Linked DNA regions of Mus musculus: region 2 is linked to region 1. A link is a contact called in ENCODE Hi-C or POLR2A ChIA-PET data. All regions are on one chromosome and are shown on one strand. The core of a region is the stretch at or near the end of the contact, and the rest is flanking DNA. Distances in the headings are between cores, read along the strand shown.

What was found. Hi-C counts contacts between places; a loop is a spot of excess contacts on that map. ChIA-PET counts read pairs that join two places held with the same protein, here RNA polymerase II (POLR2A).
Region 2: a loop to region 1 is called in a map of CH12.LX, with 1.9 times the contacts of the local background. The contact joins the enhancer-like site here to the promoter of Slc25a25 in region 1. A Hi-C loop is called at or near these places in 3 of 37 maps with a recorded cell type or tissue (CH12.LX and gastrocnemius). POLR2A ChIA-PET finds 5 or more read pairs at or near these places in 3 of 5 experiments (Patski and embryonic stem cell).

What each region holds. Positions count from the first base shown.
Region 1 is chr2:32,448,624-32,453,745 of GRCm38, forward strand. Slc25a25 (solute carrier family 25 (mitochondrial carrier, phosphate carrier), member 25) reads right to left here and starts at 2,847. Exons shown (of 10, transcript NM_001164357.1): 1 at 2,444-2,847. The coding sequence starts at 2,701. It overlaps Naif1 (nuclear apoptosis inducing factor 1), which reads left to right and starts at 1,834. Exons shown (of 2, transcript NM_194335.2): 1 at 1,834-4,326. The coding sequence starts at 3,816.
Region 2 is chr2:32,484,860-32,489,981 of GRCm38, forward strand. No RefSeq gene overlaps it. Among named protein-coding and RNA genes, the nearest start is that of Slc25a25, 36 kb to the left of the region's middle. Within about 2 kb of position 2,417, at least 1 of the 3 ENCODE cell types and tissues checked has a DNase peak (open chromatin) inside an H3K27ac peak, as active enhancers do.

The DNA of each region.
Region 1 (5,122 bases), core at 1,597-4,096:
AATGGATTAGGATCAATACTAGATGTGCTATGAATTGCCAGAACACTGTGACTCCCATGAGTCACAAAGCTAGGGATAGAACATGGAATACACAGCCAGCTGTCCTCATTGTACCTGGCACCACAGAAAACTGTGGTGAGAGCAAAAAGGTTCACCTGGCCCCACAAGGCTTCACTGTGCCCTCGGGCACACATCCTCTGAATTTAGCTATCCTAGCTTCAAAAAATGATTCACACTGGGTGAAGTGGTACACACCTTTAAATCCTAGCACTAGGGAGACAGAAGCAGGCATATCTCTATGAGTCTGAGGCCACCCTGGTCTATCTACAGTGACACTGTGTTCTAGGACAGTCAGAACTACATAGTCAGACCCAAGCTAAAAAAAAAACAAAAAAAAAAAACAAAAAAATATCTGTGGTGGCGCACGTCTTTTATCCCAGCACTTGGGAGGCAGAGGCAGGTGGATTTCTGAGTTTGAGGCCAGCCTGTTCTACAGAGTGAGTTCCAGGACAGCCAGGGCTACACAGAGAAACCCCGTCTGAGGGGAGGGATGCGGGGGGGGGGGGGGGGGGATAAATAAATAAATAAATAAAACCAGACAGAAAAAAATGACTTATTCATTAGACATATATGGGGAAATATCCAGCTCATAACACTATTCTGTATTAAACTATACTTTCTTTTCTCTCTTTCTCTCCCCCTCCTCCTCTTTTTCTTTCTTTCTTTTTTCTTTCTCTCTCTCTCTCTCTCTTTTTTTTTTGGTGTTTTGAGACAGGGTTTCTCTGTGTAGACATGTAGACCAGGCTGAGCTCGAACTTTCAGAGATCCACCTGCTTCTGCCTCTTGGGTACTGAGATTAAAGTCCACTGTCACCACCACCCAACTAAAACTAGCTTTTTTAAAAAAGGATTTTTTTGGTTTTGTTTTTAAGCTAAGAGAATTGTGAGTCCAAGGCCAGCCTGGCTACAGAGAGAAACCTTATCTTTAAATCTCTGGGCTTACCCCAAGGATTCTGCTTTGCTCGGTGCTGTCCTTGGGCTTCCTATGCTGATACTAAGTAGGTTAAATACCTTGGATGTTGATCCAAGATTATCTTGGACATGACACTTTATGTGGCCACCTAAGTAACAAACTGGCATAATTCACTGCCACCTTACCAGGTTTTCTTCATATTTGGCTATGAAATTCGTAATTACTGTACATACAAATGAACCAAATACTAATTTTGGCCACAAACTGGTTATCAGGCAAACTGCTCATTAGAATCACCCCAGATTGTAAGCCAGTCTATGCCACAATAATGAAACACTTGGTAAAGGGAAGCCACAGTTAAAGTCAAACTGAAAAACCAACATGAAACAGAAAGGGAAGAAAAAGCCACTGCTCAGGGCTTCTTGTGCAGGAAGGATAGTAGTTCTGTTTCTTGCAGACCCAGAAATGGCCATTTCTCCACCCCTGTCTCCCAGTCTTGGCCCATCCCTTTCCAGCCAACAAATATCCTTAGATGTATCTAACTTTCATTTTTTGAAAAAAGTTCCAATTGAGCGATGGTGGCAAAGGCCTTTAATCCCGGCGCACTCAGGAGGCAGAGGCAGGTGGATCTCTGATTCCGAGGCCAGCCTGGTCTACAGAGGGCGTTCCAGGGCAGCCAGGACTACATTGAGAAACACTGTCTAGAAAAAAAAAATCCCCAAAACCAACCGAACAAACAAAAAAAGAATCTTTCTTCAGATTCTTTAACATATTCGCACTCCAATTCGACAAAGGGATCATGACCCAGTGTTCTGAAACAGCAGTGGGGGGCTGGGTCTAAGCCATGAGAAAGAACTGTTCAGTCTTCATCACCCACATCCACACTGATCTGCCTAGAACCCCAGTTCCCATTTTTTTCTTCCCCAACACCCACATGTCTCTGTGAGCAACCAGATTAGAGGCACCGGTGGCATGGAAACGAGAGTGGGGGGAGAAGAGCGAGCGAGCGAGAGACAGACAGACAGACAAGGGGTGCCAATGAGAATGGGTGGATAGGAACCTAGGTGTTGAGGGAGGATGGGCACCAACTTGGCCTTGAGGTCCGTAGGGCAATCTTGAGATCTATCTGTCCTTCTATCTAGAGGGAAGTAGAGGGGGCTTTCTGTCCATCAAAGAGACCCAAGGGTGCCCATCTGTAGCCACGACGAGCTTTTCTCACGGCCCCATCTCCCACCTGAGGAGCCCCACACTAACAAGGTGTGAATTTCCTTTCCATCTGTCAGTGGAGGGACACTATCCCCCCCAACACCAGGGGTTCCGCTCAGCTCTAGCAGCGTCCGTCGAAACCTGACAGGCTACAGAAAGCAGCCCGAGAAGTCCTGCGGTCCCGACCCGTCCCCTTGGCGTCGGTCTCTCTCCTCAAGACCTCCCGGATCCTCCCCGCCCGCGCGGACGGCGCACGCAGACTTACCCGGAGCTCGCCCTCCGTGCGGTGCAGTCCCAGGCGCCGCAGCCCCACCGCCAGGTCGTTGACACACAGGCCGCCGTCGCGGTTGACGTCGAGTGTCTGGAAGAGGCTCCACAGGCGTAGCTGGTGGTCCGGGCCGCCACAGACGGCGCCGCCGCACGGGTCCCCTACAGAAGCCGGCGACGAGGCGGACGACGAGGCGGTGGCGGCGGCGTCCGGCGGCGGGGAGGCCACGCAGCGGCACAACACACTGCTCACCATCGGGCGCGAGGCGGGGGCGCCGGACGCCGGGCTGAAGGCGGCAGGAGAGCGACCCGAGCGCGGAAGCACGCCGGCTTTCCTCAGACAGCGAGCGCGGGCTCCGAGAAGCCGGCCGACTGGAGGGAGGGGCCGCTTCCGGGAGCCCCGCCCCGCGGCGCGCAGAGGCGCTGACCGCGCCCTCTGGCGCACTGCCGACCAATCATAGGCCGGTATGTCGGCTCCGGGATCAATGAGGGGGCGGAGTCACCGTGCCAGCTCGAAGGCGATTCAAACTGAGGGAGCCGGGGATTGGCTGAAGCTGGGTAATAGGCAAGCAGAAAGCCTTGTGTCCAATTCCCATTCAGAAGCTCTATTTAGACTGCGGAATGATGAGGCTGAGAGGAGCGTTGTGTAAGGAGAGATCGTAGCTAACAGTGGAAATGAAATGTATATGAGGGTAACTGTGGACTGAAGTTAGAAAACACAGCACCATTGAATAAAATGAAAATTTAACGGGCTGACGACTCGAAACCGAGAACACGAATCAAAATCAGGAGGCTAAGCTTTAGGAGTCTTCTAAACTGCCAATAAAACAACTGAATTTTACAACGTAATAGTCGCGACACGAACTGAACGACAGTCTGCTTTTCCAATGGAAGTGAATAATGTCCGTGTGGGCGGACATCCTGAAGCGACAGACAAGACTTTAGACCAATGACCAGGCCAGTTCTAGCAAAGAGGTGTGTCCTCTAGGAGGAATGGCAGGCCTGGAGAGCCAGTGATCGGCCAGATATTTGAGCCACGCCAAACCTGGAGGGCGGGGCTTCTCAGGGATGTGCCGAGGGGCGGGAAGAAGGGAAGTGGGCGGATCTCCGCACACCCCAGCGGAAGAGGCAGATTCAGGAAGCCATTACGCAGCTGGCTGGCGGCGGTCGGGCCGGTCAGGGCTGGGCCCTACGCACTTTGCGTAGCGAGGGGGGTTACTTAAGGCCTGGTACTTGGCCTTGAACAAGCCCTGCCTGTCCCCCTAAAGGGGGTGGGAGTGAAAGAGAGGCGAGGCTGAGGAAGAAGAGAAGAGAAATTGGGGCTGTTAAGAGCATTATAATTTCTTTAAAAAGAGAGGAAAGGGGAGGCCATGGCTGTCCCAGCCAAGAAGAGGAAGATGAACTTTTCAGAGCGGGAAGTGGAGATCATCGTGGAGGAACTGGAACTGAAGAAGCACCTGCTGGTGAACCACTTCAATGCTGGGGTCCCTCTGGCTGCCAAGAGTGCAGCCTGGCATGGCATCCTGAGAAGGGTCAACGCTGTGGCCACCTGCCGTAGGGAGCTGCCCGAAGTCAAGAAGAAGTGGTCCGACCTCAAGACCGAGGTCCGTCGCAAGGTTGCCCAAGTCCGAGCTGCTGTAGAAGGTGGCGAAGCTCCAGGGCCCACAGAAGATGATGGAGCTGGTGGGCCTGGGACAGGCAGTGGCAGTGGTGGCAGTGGCACAGCCATAGCTCCTGTACTGCTGACCCCTATGCAACAGAGGATCTGCAACCTGTTGGGTGAGGCCACCATCATCAGCCTACCCAGTACCACAGAGATCCATCCCGTGGCCCTCGGATCCACGGCCACTACAGCCGCAGCCACCGTCACCCTGACACAGAGTGAGTGAGCTCTCCTGCTCAATTCAGCTGCATAAATGGGACGGGCCAGCAATACTGGGACAGCCTGGGGCAAATTGGCTGCCAAAGGTCAAAAGTCAGATGGCGATCTTGGAAAGACCATGAGGTCTTCCAAGAACTCCCCAGACTGATCTTGTTCTTTTAGGGTCTTCCTCAGCATGTGGCTAGCTGGATCTCCCACATGCTGACCTATGTAGTGTTGAAGGCAGAGATTGTCTGTAGCCCCTCGGGACTTAGGACCTCATATTAATAGGCAGCCAGGATATACTTGTTGAATGACTAACTAGGACTAATACTGCCCAAGTGAGACACCCATTCTGTACAAAGACATTCTGTGTTTTCAGTATACAAACAAACACCAGGCATTTCTCAGGAGCTTCGTGATACCTGTCTATCCATTTGTCCATCAAGCTGTTTATGCTGGGCACCAGAAATACCAAAATAGTTAACATTCCCTAGAGGCTAGAGAGATAGCTCAGTGTTAAAGTCCTTGCTTAACACTGCAAGAAATTAAATATATAGACCAATTATATTCTACTAGGGCAGATGAAGTGTGTGTGTGTGTGTGTGTGTGTGTGTGTGTGTATGTGTGTGGCTTTACTATGAGATAGGAAAAGCCAAGGACTCACAAGAAAAAGGGATTTCCTGGTGTGAGGGGAACACATGGCTGATGGCATTGAGAAGTAGGGAAACTAGGAGGTGGGGAGGTTCATGCTGGTAACCCTAGCATTCAAGTGGGAAACCCCTAGGGCTCAAGAGCCAGGGAGCCTCACCTATT
Region 2 (5,122 bases), core at 1,167-3,666, 36 kb after region 1:
GAATGAATGCAAGTTCTTTTGACTCAGCAGCTTCATTCTAGAATAAGCAAGCCAGAGCAGTGAACTGTCTGCCCTAAGATCTTTGGTCTTGGGGTTGGGCTGAGGGGAGGGGCTGCAGGCCTGCTTGGCTGGCTGGCCATGGATTCGAGAACCATCCCCTGGACTCTGTGTCCCCGAGCCCTTTGGTCTCTGAGCACAAGCTCTGGTGGAAAATGCAACAGGACTGAAGAGTCACAGTCCTAGATTTCACCCTGTGCTCAGCAGGGTGGACAGAGCTTAGGGTAGGGCAGGTGTCACCCGATGCCTCCGGAGGAGTCCAGGTCCACTTGGAGCCTGCATGGGGTAGGAGAGACCTAGGTGGCTGAAACCAGCCACCACCAGTACAGACCAAGAACCTGGCCCCAGCTGACACCGCTTCCTGGAACGCAGGGAGCAGCCCTTTGTTCTCCAAACACCAAATGGTTTCTCTGGGCCTCAGAACTGGAGCAGGGGCCTGGCCTGGCCTGGCTGCCGGAGCTGAGTGTGGGTGTGGAGCCTGGGACCCTGGAGACCTCATCTCTGAAATAGACCCTGACCCCCTGTACCGCTTAGGGGAAGCTCCTTCCCCCTTCTTAGGTCCCCACTTCCTGAGGTGATCAGATTTGAAAGTAGATTGGTTCACTCTGCTTCTCAGCCAGAGGGGCCGAGAGCTCAGAGGTAGGAGCCAAGCAGACCTGAATCCCATGTCTACCAGACTACTTTCTGTGCCTTGAAGTCTTATTGGTGGATTGAGTGAAACAAGGCTTCACTGTGTAGCCCAGACTAGCCTGGAGCTCCTGATCTTCTTGCCTTGATCTTCTGAGTGCTAGGATTACAGGAGCATGAACTAATTGATTTATTTTCTGTATGGGAGTACACTGTAGCTGGACAGACAGTTGTGACAGACAGATGGTTGTGAGACATCATGTAGTTGCTCTGTCTCCACTCACTCCTGCCCAAAGATTTATTTATTATTATATGTGAGTACACTGTAGCTGTCTTCAGACACACCAGAAGAGGGTTTCAGATGGCTCATTACGGATGGTTGTGAGTCATCATGTGGCTGCTGGGATTTGAACTCATGACCTATGGAAGATTAGTCGGCGCTCTTAACCGCTGAGCCCTCTCTCCAGCCCCTGAGCTAATTCTTATATTGCAATGTTTTTCTCAGTCTGAAACTCAGCAGTGCCCCTCCTTCACTGTATTTTGGAGGCTGATTCCAACAGATCAACCCCATTCTAGCATCCATCTCTAGCTCCTGTCTTCTCATCCATCCCATGCCAGCCACACTGGCCGCTTGTCACGGCATGAAGCCCTAACTTTCTACCTCCAGCCGCAGGATGCTTTCTTTTCTGGCCTCTGCCTCTCACATTGTCTCTCTCCCCAGTTGGCTCCTCACAGCTCCTGTGTTATCAAAGTAGTTGTCTGGGTAAGTACTAGCACCGGAGACTTATCTGTAGGAGAAAGTGTGGGCCTGACCTGGCAGCCAGCCTGCCCGGCACATGGCACTTCTAAATAAGAAGCACGGTGTACCATGCTCATGAGTATGCCCAGAAGTCAGAACAGAGGATTCTGAAGTAGCCTGACAGTTGGGAGCTGGCCTGCTGAGGCTGCCCTCTCCACATCTCTTTTTATGTGCTTCTCTCGCACCGAGATCCTGGTGGTATGGGCGCTCACTGTCCAGTCTGAGGTAATGTGCTAACCAGTCACAGACGATAGCTTCCGCGATATGAGTGCTTGCTGGTGTGTAATACAGCAGATGCTGTTCCCTGAAGCCCTGTCCAGAGTGATTTACTGACATCTCTGCATCCTTTACTGACCAGTAGGCATTGCAGTCTTATCTAGGGACACCCCGGTGATGACAGCATGTCACCCACCTACCCAACCATGTGTTGATGGGATTTAGAACTGGGACTCTGGTGAAATGACCCCGGCTAGATGAGCTAAGTACTGGGCTCTCGCTGCAGTATTGCTGCTTTCTGAGGAGAGTCGGAGGGGATGGAGATGCGGCTCAGCTGGCAAAGTGTTTACTGCGCAAGCATGAGGACCCAAGCTCTATTCCCAGGTGGTTCATGTGCCCATAATCCTACCACTGGCTAGGATTCCTGCGCTAAGTGCCTGCCAGTCTAGCTGATTTGACAAGCTCTAGATTCAGAAGGAAACCCTCTCAAAAAAATAAGGTAGGCAGAGGTTGAGGAGGACACCTGCTAATAACCTCCAGCCTCCACAGACCCCTGTACTCATATGTGTGTTCATGTACAGGGTCACCTGCCCATACAGAGGACTGTATTGCGGCTGGAGAGATAGCCCAGTGATTAAGAACTCTTTTGTTCTTGCAGAGGACTGGTTCATTTCCTAGCACCCACGTGCAGTGGCTCACAACTACCTGGAACTCCATCCAGTTCCTGATGAGCCTCCGCCCTCTTCTGGCCTCTGAGGGTACTGCATGTAGATGATGCACAGACAGGCTGGCCCAAACACCCACACACAGGAACTTAAAACATAATAAATCTTTAAAAAAAAATGTGTGGAGCTGAAGAGATTTCTTGGTGGTTGAGAGCACTGGCTGCTCTTGCATGATACATAATCATGTATGTACAATCATGATTCCAGCATTCTCATGACAGCTAAAGACTGTTGTAAGTTCCGCTTCCTAAAGCATCTGGCGCCCTCTTCTGGCCTTCTTAAGTACTGCGTGATCTTGGGGTACTTTCATACATGCACTCAAAACACCAAAAGACATAAAAAGAAAATAAACATTGCTGGGTATAGTGGCACAAGCCTTTAATCCCTGCAATTGGGATGCAGAAGCAGGCAGATCCCAGATCTCTATGAGTTCAAAGTCAGCCTGATCTACTTAGTAAAGTTCCAAGACAGCCAGGGCTACATAGTGAGTCCCTGCCTCATAAGTAAATAACAACAAAAATAAACAAAAGTCGCCCGGCATGGCGCACGCCTTTAATCCCAGCACTCGGGAGGCAGAAGCAGGCGGATTTCTGAGTTCAAGGCCAGCCTGGTCTACAGAGTGAGTTCCAGGACAGCCAGGGCTACACAGAGAAACCCTGTCTCGAAAAAAACCACAAATAAATAAATAAATAAATAAATAAATAAATAAAAATTTAAAAGTCTTTGGAAATTTATATATATGTGTGTGTGTGTGTCTTTTAGATTTACTATTCACTGTGTATGTCTGCGTGATGGCACAGAGTGTGTGCCACCACACATGTGTCACACTGCACGTGTGTGGAAGTCACCTCCTTGCACCAGTGACTTCCTGGGATCAGGTTCAGTTTCCCAGGCTTGAATGTAAGTCCTTCACCCCTGAGCAGTCTGGGAACTGAACCCAGGTCCTCAGCAAGGGCAGCACAGGCCATCTCTTAGACCCCACCCTTCACGGTGTTCCACGTAGCCCAGTCTGCTGAACCTGGCCTTGAACTCCTGATCATTCTGCCTATATCTCCCAGGTGCTGAGTTACAGGTATGTGCTCACCAAGCCTAGCTCAAAATAAATGTCCAAATGATAAGGAAAGGAGCTGAGATATATGTGTGTACACTACATGTATGTTATATTTACCTGCATATAATATATATATATTGTGTGTATATATAATGTATATATATTATATGCATATATTTGCTGGTGGTGGTGGTTGGTTGGTTTGGATTTTTTGAAACGGGGTTTCTCTGTGGCCTGGTTGTCCTGGAACTCACTTTATTGACCAAGCTGGCCTTGAACTCAGAGCTCTACCTGCCTTTTAACACCCCCACCCCTTCTGCCACCTGCCCCGAGTGCTGAGTTTAAAGGAGTGTTCCACCATGCCCGACAGTGCTGTTATATTTTAACAGGAGGCATTTTTCTTTTTTTAGGCAATGAAATGAATGATACATTTTTCAAGTAACCCAGTCTGGCTCCAGCCTGGGCCTGCAGGAGGCATTGTGACTAATTTGCCAGGACCGGGACTAGCAGAAACTGTCGGCTGTGAACCTCTCTGTCCTGTAGGTGGCGGTAGAGAAACCGTACCAAGCCTCAAGCTCAGCTCCAGCTGGAGGGAGAGCTCTGGTGGCTAGCCCAGGGGGCTGTCCTAGGTGCAAAGAGAGCTCAGGAAAAGAAGTCAGGGTCCCCACCCATCCTAGACCAGATTCTAGGCCTCAGTTTCCCCTACAGTGCTCAGAGTGCTTAGAGACTCCAAAGGTTCTAGACCTGCTCAGCCCAGGAAGCATCTGCGCCCCTGACGACCATGTTCCTGTCCGATCTTGCCACTCACCCCTCCCTCCCCTGGGTGGTAATGTTCTCCTTACCCCCTCGAAGGGGAAACTGAGGCTCCAAAAGATTAAATGACCTTCCAAAGTGAAGCACGGTGTGCGGTCAGAGCAAGAAAAAAAAGCTCACTGCCTTCTCACAGGGGATCCACAGAGCAGGCAGGGTTCTCTCCCGAAGAAGCGCTTGCTGAGGCTGGAGGCGGCTCACTGGGAAAGGCGCTTGACACAAAGTCTGACACTCTGAGCCCCAGGGTCTACATGGTGGAAGAAGATGGATGGTGAACCAACTCCTGAAAGCCAACCTGTAGAATGCTTACACACACACACACACACACACACACACACACACACACCAACGTAAAAAATGAAAATCATTGATTTATTGGAGAGGAAATAGAAAAAATAAACCAATAAAATGGGGGGGGGCGTTTAAAGCCATTTATCAATGGCTTTAAACAGAATAGGTAAATCAGCAGAAAAATACTTGTTAAATCTATCTCTGACGAAAGATTCAGATCTCAAAGATGCAACTAATGCTTCAGCTCAGCAAAACAGCTTAGTTTGACAGATTGGCAAAATGGGTCTTGAGCGGTTAAGAGCACTTGTTGCTCTTGGAGAGGACCAGGTTTGATTTCCAGCCCCCACGTCAGCTCACAAGCACCTGTAGATGGTTCAGTTCCAGGGAATCTGTTTTGACCTCTTTGGCAGTCAGACACGCATGTAGTATTGTATTAATCAGGGTTCTCTAGAGTCACAGAACTTATAGTCTTTATATAGTAAGGGAATTTATTGATGACTTACACTCTGCAGTCCAACTCCCAACAATGGTTCAGTAGTAGCTGTG